Linked DNA regions of Homo sapiens: region 1 is linked to region 2. The links are chromatin loops, found by intact Hi-C in ENCODE. Cell type or tissue: ascending aorta. All regions are shown on one strand. Links, peaks and the distances in the headings refer to the core of each region. The heading gives the core; the rest is flanking DNA.

Evidence for each region. Hi-C counts contacts between places; a loop is a spot of excess contacts. Peaks named below come from ENCODE experiments on the same cell type or tissue, not always from the same donor. Only the 100,000 strongest peaks of a DNase experiment are listed, where the experiment ranks them.
Region 1: a loop joins it to region 2, with 2.3 times the contacts of the local background. A loop is called at or near these places in 1 of 110 quality-filtered maps.

The regions. Positions count from the first base shown.
Region 1 is chr1:47,654,700-47,660,073 of GRCh38, reverse strand. No RefSeq gene overlaps it. Among named protein-coding and RNA genes, the nearest start is that of LINC01738, 31 kb to the left of the region's middle. In ascending aorta, for the core only: no CTCF peak of the experiment used is centred there; DNase peaks (open chromatin) are centred at 2,563, 3,183, 3,963 and 4,383; H3K4me3 peaks cover 758 bases; H3K27ac peaks cover 4,033 bases.
Region 2 is chr1:47,519,078-47,524,451 of GRCh38, reverse strand. No RefSeq gene overlaps it. Among named protein-coding and RNA genes, the nearest start is that of FOXD2, 84 kb to the right of the region's middle. In ascending aorta, for the core only: no CTCF peak of the experiment used is centred there; a DNase peak (open chromatin) is centred at 2,691; H3K27ac peaks cover 2,835 bases.

The DNA.
Region 1 (5,374 bases), core at 140-5,139, 140 kb before region 2:
TGGCTCCTTGATACTCCATCCTATGCCATAATTTACTTAGCCCATCTTTCAAAATTCACTATTAAAAATTGCAGTGTGATGATCATCCTTGTACATAAATATTTGTCTATATCTCTTAGTATTTCCTGGGAAAGATTTATAGAAGTGGAATTACTGAGTCAATAGGTACAGGCTTTTTTTTAGACTTTTGCTAAATACTGCAAATTGTCATAGAAAGAATTGGATTACCCTCCCACCAACAACATTTGAGAGAGCCCCAACCCACCTCCCTAGCACTTTTATCATTTTAAATGAGTGTCTACAAATAAGGAAAATGGGATCTCAATTTAATTTACATTTCTTTGATTTCTAATAGGCCAAATTAATTTTTTTCATATTTCTTGGCCATTTACATGGCCATTTCTGCCCTATTTCTAGTGGGATCTTAATGTTTCTTTTATGACAGGTACTACACCAAATGTTTCTAAGGAGGTCAAATCAACATGTTACTTATTAAATTTCTACCGTGCAGAAAGTACTGAACTAGGTGTTTGGAGAGACGTAAATGAGAGGCAATCATTATTCTTACAGATCTTGTGATTTAGCCTGGCAGACAAGCCCATACACAGAGAAAGCAATTAGAGGGCAAGCCAGACAGTCTATAATCAAGTGCTGAATGGGCAGCTTGGGGCTACGTGCTGTGAGAGCTCAAAGAGGAGAGAACAGACCAAGCAGGCACGGTCAGCGAAAGCTTCTTGTAGGAGGAGCCCCACGCAGGAGCTGTGACATTTAAAATATGACTGTTACACAGCGACACACATTTCTCTTTCCTCCAGCACAGAGGATGATGTCTCAATGGCTCTCTTAGCACTCTTCAAGGAAATCAGTCTTAAAGAGATAACTTGTTGGTCATTGCCAAGGCTCAGTCCAGCTAGCATTGGTTGACCACTGTCATCATCGCCATGGTAATGACAGTGACAGCACTGATATTTATTGTACTCTGACCATGGATAGGCACAGGGTACAATAACTTTATATTAATTAACTCATTTAAACTCCTGACAAGTCTGTGAAGTAGGTATTATTGGCACCCTTTTTCCAGATGTGGAAACTAAGATTAAATAAGTCACTCATAAGGGCATTAATGAAAGTGTCAGAGCCTGGTCTCTGGCCCATGTTTGTCCAACTCCAGCAAGCATGCTCACCATGCAGGCTTGCTGCAACTGCTGTGGCCAAAAACCTTTTCCACCCACCCAACACATCCCTTCTTCCTCCAACCAGAGCCTGAAGTCACACCGTTCTGGCACTTCCTTTGGCATGATTGACAAAGCCACACTTACCTTGAGGGGAAAAAATGAGAGTCACAGAAGTTCAGCAAAAACTCCCTGAGCATGTGCTAGGGTCAGGGTGAGGCACCGGAGTCCCCACCCGGCATGGGAATGACGGAGGAGTAGATGACCACAAGACTGGGAGAGGGGAGCACCAGGAGCTTGGAGATGGGGGTTGGGGGTGAAGCCCGGGTTGGGAAAATCTTCTTGGAGGACATGGCACCTGAGTCAGTGCTGAAAGATGGAGGAATTAGCCAGGCAGAGGGGCACTCTAGGAAGAGGGGACAGCCCAGGCAAGAGCCGAGGTGGAAGCCAGGGTAGAGGGGAGGGCAGATCACAGCATGCCCTTCATCACAGGGCATCACGCTGTGTCGTCCTCCTCTGTGGACCCATCTGTTCTGCCCAACAAGCTGTGTCCTCCCCCAGGGCAACGACTACATCTGACTCTCACCTGGGAGCCCTGCAATGACCTGAGGCCTGGCACATGCTGGGGAGGGGGTACACATGTGTGAATGAAGGACTTAATGACCAAATAGGTGGGGCTTGTCTGTGCAACCAGACTATGCACAACCTGAGGACAAAGACCAATGTCCTTCTTCATCTGTCCCTCAATACCATGTTGTCAAGCACAAGTCTGTTAGAATGTAGCACTAATAATTACTTTTATTAGAGCAAACTCTTACACAGTAACGATTTACAGGCCCTACTCTAAGTTGCTTTACACCTATCTTCTCATTGGATCCTCAGAAAAACTCTGCAGTATCCATTTTATATATCAGAAAACCAAGGCTCAGAAAGGTTGAGTAACTTGCATATTTAATGTCTCTCAAGTGTCACTTGAGAGACACTAAATAACAGAACTCTAAAGCACAGGTATGGGAATCTGGCTACACCTAGGTTCAGGTCCCAGCTGTACCACTTGGCTGCTGTGGAATCTTCATGACTTACATTCTCTAGCCTCAGTGTTGCCATTTGTGAAATAGTAACAATACCAACTTCACGGGTTTCTGGTGGGGAGCAAATTATATAAATGTGAAGCACCTAGTTCAGTGCTTGGCACATAGTAGGTATTCAGGAACTGGTAGCATCATTTTTGCCCTGCAGTCACGATAGCTCTCTTCCCAGGGAAGGGGGCCATGTGTTGCCCTCCTATTCTTCTTGGTCCCCTGTCTCCTCAGACACGACCTCCTCCTGCCCCGCATGAGCCACTCGCAGGAAGACGTGTGAATCAGATCCGCTCCGCTTGGGCCTGCTGTTTCCCAATCAGCAGACTTCTTCCATATAGAGCAATCTTTTCCATTGCTCCCCGCTGCCAGCAAAGACCAGCATTAGAGAGCGTCTTGGCTCCCATCGGAAGAAAAACAAACTTTGCAGAAAAATAAACACTTTTTTTAAAAGTCCCGTGGTTTTACATTCAAGACCTAATAGTTTTTCCTTTCTTTTTTTCCCAGATACCACAAATCTTCTGCTGGAGGGGAAAAAAAAGGGAGAGCGACCAAGGAGGGACTTCTAGATTGTTCTTCCATGCAAACATGACCCAAGATGGCTGCATTCAAAGTCCCAGGACCCATGTCTGTGCTACAGTGAGAACTCTCAGCCGCAGCTCCTTCGAGACTTGAGTCCTCTCTTCCCCACTCCTCCTTACTTCCATGGCTCCAGAAAGGGTAAGTCTGGGCACCTCTCCTCACCCTCTCCCATTGCTCCTGGGCTGTAATAGGCAGAGGCACAGGCATAAATGTCAGGGAGGCCCAGACGGAGGCTCTCGTGTGATAGGCCTGGGACAGCTCCACTCCAAAACATAGTTGCCTCCCCACAGTGAGGCTGGCTGGCCAAAGGCCATCCTGTTCCAGTGACAAGTCTAAAATAGGAAACCGTTTCTTAGAGAAACACGAAACCATTGCCTCTGAGAACACAGAGTCCCCCAGCAAAAAGAAACAGCCTCTGATCTGGAGGGCAATTTCTTGGCAGCCTCCATTCCACCCATCCCTCAACAGGGCAGGGAAGAGAAGGTCCAAGTGACCTGGGCACTGGCTGCATGGCCAGGGGGAGCTGTGCCCCTCATACATGCCTATGTTTGCTCATCCCGAGCCACCAATGTGTCAGTCTGCAGTGGGTAGCGGGAGAGACTGGTGGATGTGATGATTTAGAGGCAATACAAACAAGGCACCTTCTGCAGGAACCGACACTTATTAGGTGCTCTCCTCATCTCTGTTAACCCTGGTACCCATGGCTTCTGAAGATCTGGAAACATCCCGAGTAGTAGACAATATTTTTTGTGCATATCTTCACTGGTGAAAACATTTATCAAATTCTCTAAGGGGACAAATACCCCAAAAGGCTAAGAATCACTGGCTTTTTTATTCAACTTTTTAATTGAGAATTGAAATCCTTAGAAACAAGGACCTGTCTTATTCATCTTGGTGTCATCACAGTGTAGGAAAAGACCTGGCATTTTGGACGTCCAGTGGAATGAATGAATGAATGCGTGAATGAGTAAGTGAGTGAATGAATGACAGCTTATTCATTCAGGGACTTCAGAGCTTGGTAGAGAAACTATAGAAAAAATAATAAAAGGCAGAAAATGATCAAAGTCAAAGGAAATGGAAAAATAAAGAGTTGTAGAGGCTCTGAGTGGACATAAGTTTCTCTGGCAGGGCTGGCGAGGGGAAATGGCTGGCAGAGTGGAGCTGGGACAACTGGTGGGAGCCAAGGGAGGGGAGGTTCAGTAGATAAACTGGGGAGAGAGCTGGGAAGTCATTCAGGAAACATGGTGAAGAAAGAAATCACAAACTTTATAGAGACACGAACTTTTTTTTTTTAACTGTGGTTTTGCATATGAGGCCTAATGGTTTTTCCTTTCTTTTCCCATACAAGCTGTCCAGTTTGGCTAGAGGAGAGGATATGTTCGAGGAGTGGTGGGAAAGAGGTTTGGAAACAGAGGTTGGGGCCAAATCCTGGGGGGCCTCAGATGCCAATCTCTGCCAGCCCAGCCCTGAAGCAACAGAGCCATTTGGCACAGGGAGGAGAGGCTGAAGGGATGGAAGCCCAACCTGCCCCAGCTGGAGGAGCTCCAGCAGGGCTCCAAGTGAGGGATACTGAGGCAGCAGGGCCAGGGCAGGCTGGATGGAGAAAGGGGACAGATATGAGCGGCTGGAAAGGGGGACTCAGGCATCTGGAAGCTGACTTCATGTGGGGTTGATGAAGAAAAAGCTGTCCTTAAAGAGTCCTCTGGTTTTCCCCAGAGGCTGGTTATGGGCCATTTTTTGGACTCAAATAACAGCATATTTTAAAAGATAAGATTAATCTCAGTTATACATATATATAAAGCAAGATTTTTTAAATGAGCAAGACTGAAATAAATATGTGGAATAGGCACAAACTGATGTTTTCTCTAGTTTCGTCTGTGTTTCATGATTGCTTCCTAAGTCTCTGGTTTTCTCCCAGCCCTAAGCACCCTCACCCTGCTGCCTCAAGGCATTCGTTCACTAAGATTCTGCCTTGAAACACTGTCCTCCCACTCTCTCTCAATAGCTCCTTCCAGCATGCAGCAGCCTTCTTGTGCAATGAAAATGATGTTGATATAATGCTGGATTTTGCTAAACGTCTTTAGCCAAAGTTACTATCATCATAGATAATATGTTAGAAACCCAAACCTTCCAACCCAGTTCTCTCCGCACTCCATACATGAAGCTCTATTCATTACAATAACAATAGCAACAGCTACCACTTCTGTCTGTGCCTGCTCTGTAACAGGTGCTGCTCTGAGCACTTCACATCTACCAACTCATTTTATTCTCACAAAAATCCTCATGGGGTGGATGCCACCATAATTCTCACTGACAGATGGTAAACTGAGGCACAGCCTTTGGCTAATGAATGGCCAAACCAAGATTCAAACCCAGGATGTGTCTTTGGGGTTCAGGTTGTACACCCCCACTCTTGGCTGCTTGTCATTTGGGACCCAGTTCTTCCCTTCACACAACCCCATGGATAGGCTTCATTGGTGGGGTTAATCACTCATAAGACTTTGATGCAGAGAAAGAGGTTAATGGGCGGGCTTTCCATGC
Region 2 (5,374 bases), core at 194-5,193:
TGAGGCCAAGGCTGGAGGATTAATTGAGCCCAGGAATTCAACACCAGCCTGGGCAACATAGTGAGACCCCGTCTCTACAAAAATTAAAAAATTAGTCAGGCATGGTGGTAAGTGCCTGTGTTCCCAGCCACTTGGGAGGCTGAGGTGGGATCATTACTTGAGCCGAGGCAGTAGAGGCTGCAGTGAGCCATGATTGTTTCACAGCACTCCAACCTGGGTGACATAGCTAAACTCTGTCTAAAAAAAAACAAAAAGAGAGAGAGAGAAAAGAAATAACTCAACTCTGCTTTGAAGGCTAAATAAAGGCCACTCACAGCTTTGTTCCTTCAACAGCAGAAGTTGGCAACTTCGAGATATGAAATCAGAGGCGTGAGCCATTCAGATAGAGAATTTGACACTTGGGGGCAGGGGCGCACCTCTCAGCATCCATATCATCTGCCACAAAGCAAAACAAATTTGCAAGCCAGTCATTGAGTGTGGGAAGTTGCTAGGGAGCAAGGGACAGGAAATGGAAATTGATTACACCTTCCCATTGTCATTCACCCACAATATACAAACTGCCACAGGAGCCTTTTAATTCAGTGTGCTGCCTCTGTGGTTCATTTTCGTGTAATTAAACAGCTCTGAGGCCCTGCTGGGCTTGCTTTTGAGCTCACCATCTTCCACTGCCCCTTCACATCCACCTTCTACCCTTCTTGCTCTCTTCTGTGCCTCCAAGGCTGGCATGTAAGGACTACACTGATAGGACAGTGGAGACTCGGCAGAGTCAGAGGGAGAGCTGGCACACCAGGAATTGGCACATCCCTCTAATTGGAAAGCCACAGCCCCTGGCAGCCAACACCTGCCATAGAACGGTCTCTCCAGTTTTCAGTACCTAGCGGTGGTACTAGCTTCCTGACGTGACCAGCCCCAGAGCACTGCCCCATCCCTTATTGCTTTTTTCAAGCCCTCCCTACACTTTTGTAAATAGTCCCTTCTAGAAACTCACCTCCATACCTAGAATGGGCAAATTCAGAGAGATAGAGAGTAGAACAATGGATACCAGGGGGAGGGGAAGAGAGAATGGGGAGTTCGTGTTTAAAAGGGTACAAAGTTTCGGTTGGGGAAGATAAAACCATTCTGGAGATGGATGATCGTGATGGTTACACAACAGTGCGAATATACTTAATGCCACTGAACTGTATACTTAAAAGTGGTTAAAATGATAAATTTTATGCTATATACATTTTACCAACATAAAAAAAAACTCACCAACATTAGCCAACCTTAGCATGCCATCTGTTTCCTCCTGGCATCCTGCCTGAGATATTTTCCCCCAGTGCTGTTTTCCCCAGCAGGTCCAAAGTCTGTGAATCTTGGACCATGGGAGTTTCAGGACACTGACCTCAAGGTCAGGGCAGCTGGACTCCCACAGGTTATATGCTCGCTGAATGCAATGGAGACCATTGAAACTGAGCTGAATAGAATGGACACTCCTGTGCTACGGACTGAATGTCTGTGTCCTCCTCAAAGTTCATATGTTGAAACCCCAATCTCCAATGTGAGGATATTTGGAGGTGGGGCCTTTGAGAAATTATTAGGGTTAGATTAGGTCATGAGGGTAGAACCTTCATGATGGAATTAATGCGCTTATAAAAAGAAAACATGAGATCCCAATGATTCTCTCACCTCTCTCTCTCTCTCTCCCTCTTATACAGCAAGAAGGCAGCTGTCTACAAGCCAAGAAGAGAGCCCTCACCAGAACCCAACTATGCTGGAAGCTGGCACCTTGGTCTCGGACTTCCAGCCTCCAGAAGTATGAGAAAATTAATTTCTTTTATTAAAGCCACACAATCTATGGTATTTTGTTATAGGAGCCCAAGCAGACTAACATACCTGGGAGGGTGCATAATTCTGGGCTCCCACAGACATACCTGGAAAGGATGGTCACACATGAGGATATTCATGACCTGGTCTGCAAACTTGGTTCCAGACCAATGTTTCTTGTTCTCTGATTGTTTCACATGCCAGTTCCAGCTCCTCACACAGCTGGGGGCCAGGAGATGGATCCTTACTCTGCAAATGTCTATGTGACCTTGGGCAACTCTGTCCCCTCTCTGGGCCTCTGTTTCCCTTTTGTACAATAAAGGAATTAACAGTGATATTCAAACTTTTAACCAGAAGAATCCATTCTTCAAATGAAACCTTAGAGAGAAGCTCAAAGTCAAAGCAAAATAAAATCAGGGCTACTCAGGCTGAGGATGGGGTGGCAGGCCCAGAGCTCCACTTCTTTCCTACATACCCCATCCTGGTAATTTCCAGAAAATACCAGTGTTGTAATTTCTGAACCCTAGGGTTCCATGAGGCACAGTTTGATGATCACTTTCCTAGATGGCCCTGTTTGGCAGGGTGTGGTGGGGACAGTGCTGAGCATGTGTGCTCAGTATAAATGTTTGCCAGTGAATGAAAACAGAACCGGGAAGCACACACAACCCCCTGATCTCTCCTCTCTGCCTCATTTCTCACCCCTCGGAACTGAGCGGAGGGGACTTGGGCCCAGGCCTACAGTTCACTAAACAAGGCTGCTAACTACTCACTCCCTCCTCACCCTGCAAGACTCACTCCCTCCTCACCCTGCAAATAATACTCTGGTGGATGAGGAATTGCCGAGCCCTTGTCTGCCTCCCTCTTGATGGGAAACTTGCAGTTCCCTGGCCGGGGCAGCCTGTTACCTCCGAACACAAGCAAAGGGGCCAGGCTGGGGCCAAGAACAATATTTTGTCAGTGAGTCTATTATAAAAATAATGGAATAAAAGAAGTCACCCTCAATAAGTGATGTGCAAGCTTCCCTTCAATCTGCCACGGCCTGACAAGGGCTAAGATGGCCCTTCCAGAACAGGCATGCAGCCAAGAGCTTTAAATAATCATTAAAAATATGTTTGTGATTTATCACCGGGGACGGGCTGGGCATGAGGCTGTGAGGCAGCAGCTCCTTCAGCACCACACCACAGATCTCACAGCCCCGCCCCTTCCCTCTTCAGCTCTGGCAAGGGGGTAGATGGGCATGGTCACCCTCACCCTCCCAGGTAATCCCTGAGCTGTGACTTCCCAAAGGAGAGGAAATATCCAACTGTAAAAGGTCTATCTCCCTCCCTTCTGGCCAGGGGAGAGCAAATCAAGGTCATGTCGAATGTTTCCCGTGTGTTTAAGGCATTGTTCCAGGAACTGTACACGTATCACCTCATTCAATCCTCCTGACAACCCAATGAGCCCTATGCTAGTATGACTGTGCCATTTTAAGTCTGAGCAAGCTAAGGCATAGAGATTGTAAAGTGCTCCCTGAGAAGTGGACGGGTAGGGATTGGAACCTCATGTGTTTGGCTCCAGAGTGGCCTTAACTGGGTTATGATGCCTCCTAGATGAGGGTGGGGCAGGGCCTTTCTCCTGCCTTCACTCCAGATTCCCAATCACCACCCCCTTTGGTGCCTTCATGGCCTCTGTACAAAGGGAATCCCAGCATCCCTCAGCCCCCAATTCCATTTATCATTTATACCCTGTGAGTAGTAGACATGGAAGCCCCCACTTAGCCCGGCTGTCCTGTACACAACACCTTACCTTCAAGCCCCTTTCTGAGCCTCTGCTGAGGTAAGGCGCAGAGAAAACCCACAAAAATGGAAGATGGCCAACCAAAGTGTGAAGGATTCACCTAAAGGCCCCTGAGTCCAGTAAACCTGATGCTTTGTGGCTGTCCAAGAAGCTGGAGGTGGTCATGCGTGCTTGGCCAAGAAGTCACCTCCTAGGACTACAGAGCAAAGAGGCATGGCTAGGAATCAGGACACGGGCGTCTTGGTCCCAGCTCTGCCCTGGACTTGCCTAGAAACCTGGACAAGGCACTCGTCGTCCTTGGGCTTCAGCTTTATTTTCTGATAAATGATCGTGAAAATACTATTTTATCTTCCAAGGCTTGTAAGAAAGCCAAAGAAGGAAATTTGTTAAGTGGGAGGAGAGGAGGAAGAGAATTTGCAAACTGTAGGGTGCTGGGCCTATGGAAAGACTATTATTATTAGTATTGACTTCCCAGGTGCCAGCAAACTTCTTCCTACATGAACAACTCTCAGGTCAATTAATGCCGGCTTCAAATCCTGGGCCATGCAGTTGGAGCTAGGTTAAAGATGCCTCCTGAGTCAGTGATAGCTCTTCAGCAAGCACAGCTCTTCCTGGAGACAGGGCCCTCCTCAGCAGGCAAGGACAGTGACAGCTCTTCCCCAAAGGCCCACGCTGACCTAAAGAGATAAGTCCTGGCTTATTGTGAGTGACAGACAGGCCAGCCAGGGATGGCCTTGTTCACCAGTGGACGGCTCTGTTTGCTCATGTAGCTCCCTGCACAGATGGACAGAGAGTCTCATGTCACTCCAGTGCTCACCTTCTCCTCTCAGAGGATAGTGTGCCCTTCAGCCAGAGTTCCACAGTCATCAGCAGCCCCAGCCCCACTCCAGGTGCTTATCCTGCTTTGCTGCCCAAAAGCTGCACTCACCGGCCAGTGTCCAGGGCTTTTCTCACATCGAATCTTCAAAGCCACTGTGTGGTCTGTATGGCTGATGCCCATTCTATAGCTAAAGAAACTTAGTTTTAAAAGGATTAACTGCCTTGGGCAGAGTCAAGGCTATACCTCCTCCTGATCCATCATGTCTTCATCCACCCTCCCTCCCTGCCCACACCATCACTGATTCATAACATGATGTATTCAGTCATCCATCAGACATTCTTGGGTGCATCAACCTGTCCTTGGCCCACTGAGTTGGATCAGATAAGGCTCTGGCCTTCAGGGAGCTCACAGTCCAGTAAAACACACTTTGAAATCACAACTCTGAGTAGCACGATGCTGTAGTCAGAGACCTGGGCCCCGGTCCTGACTCCACCCGTTTTTCTATTTTTTTTAGAGACGGAGTCTCAAAACCTTCCCCAGTCAATTCCACCCTCCAGAGGCAAACACTGTTCTGACTTCTAACACACTAGAGATTAGTTTTTTGGTTTTTTGTTTGTTTGGTTTTTGTTTTTTTTTTTGACGAATTCTCGCTCTATCACCCAAGCTGGAGTGCAATGGTGCCGTCTCGGCTCACTGCAACCTCAGCCTCCTGGGTTCAAGCGATTCTCCTCCCTCAGCCTCTGGAGTAGCTTGGATTCCAGGTGTGTGCCACCATGCCAGGCTAATTTTTGTATTTTTATTAGAGATGGGGGTCTCACCATGTTGGCCAGGCTGGTCTTGAACTCCTGACCTCAGGTAATCTGCCCACCTCGACCTTCCAAAGTGCTGGGATTACAGGTATGAGACATCACTCCTGGCCCTGACTCCACTCTTATATAGCCCTCTCTGGCTACCCCCATGCCCTTATTA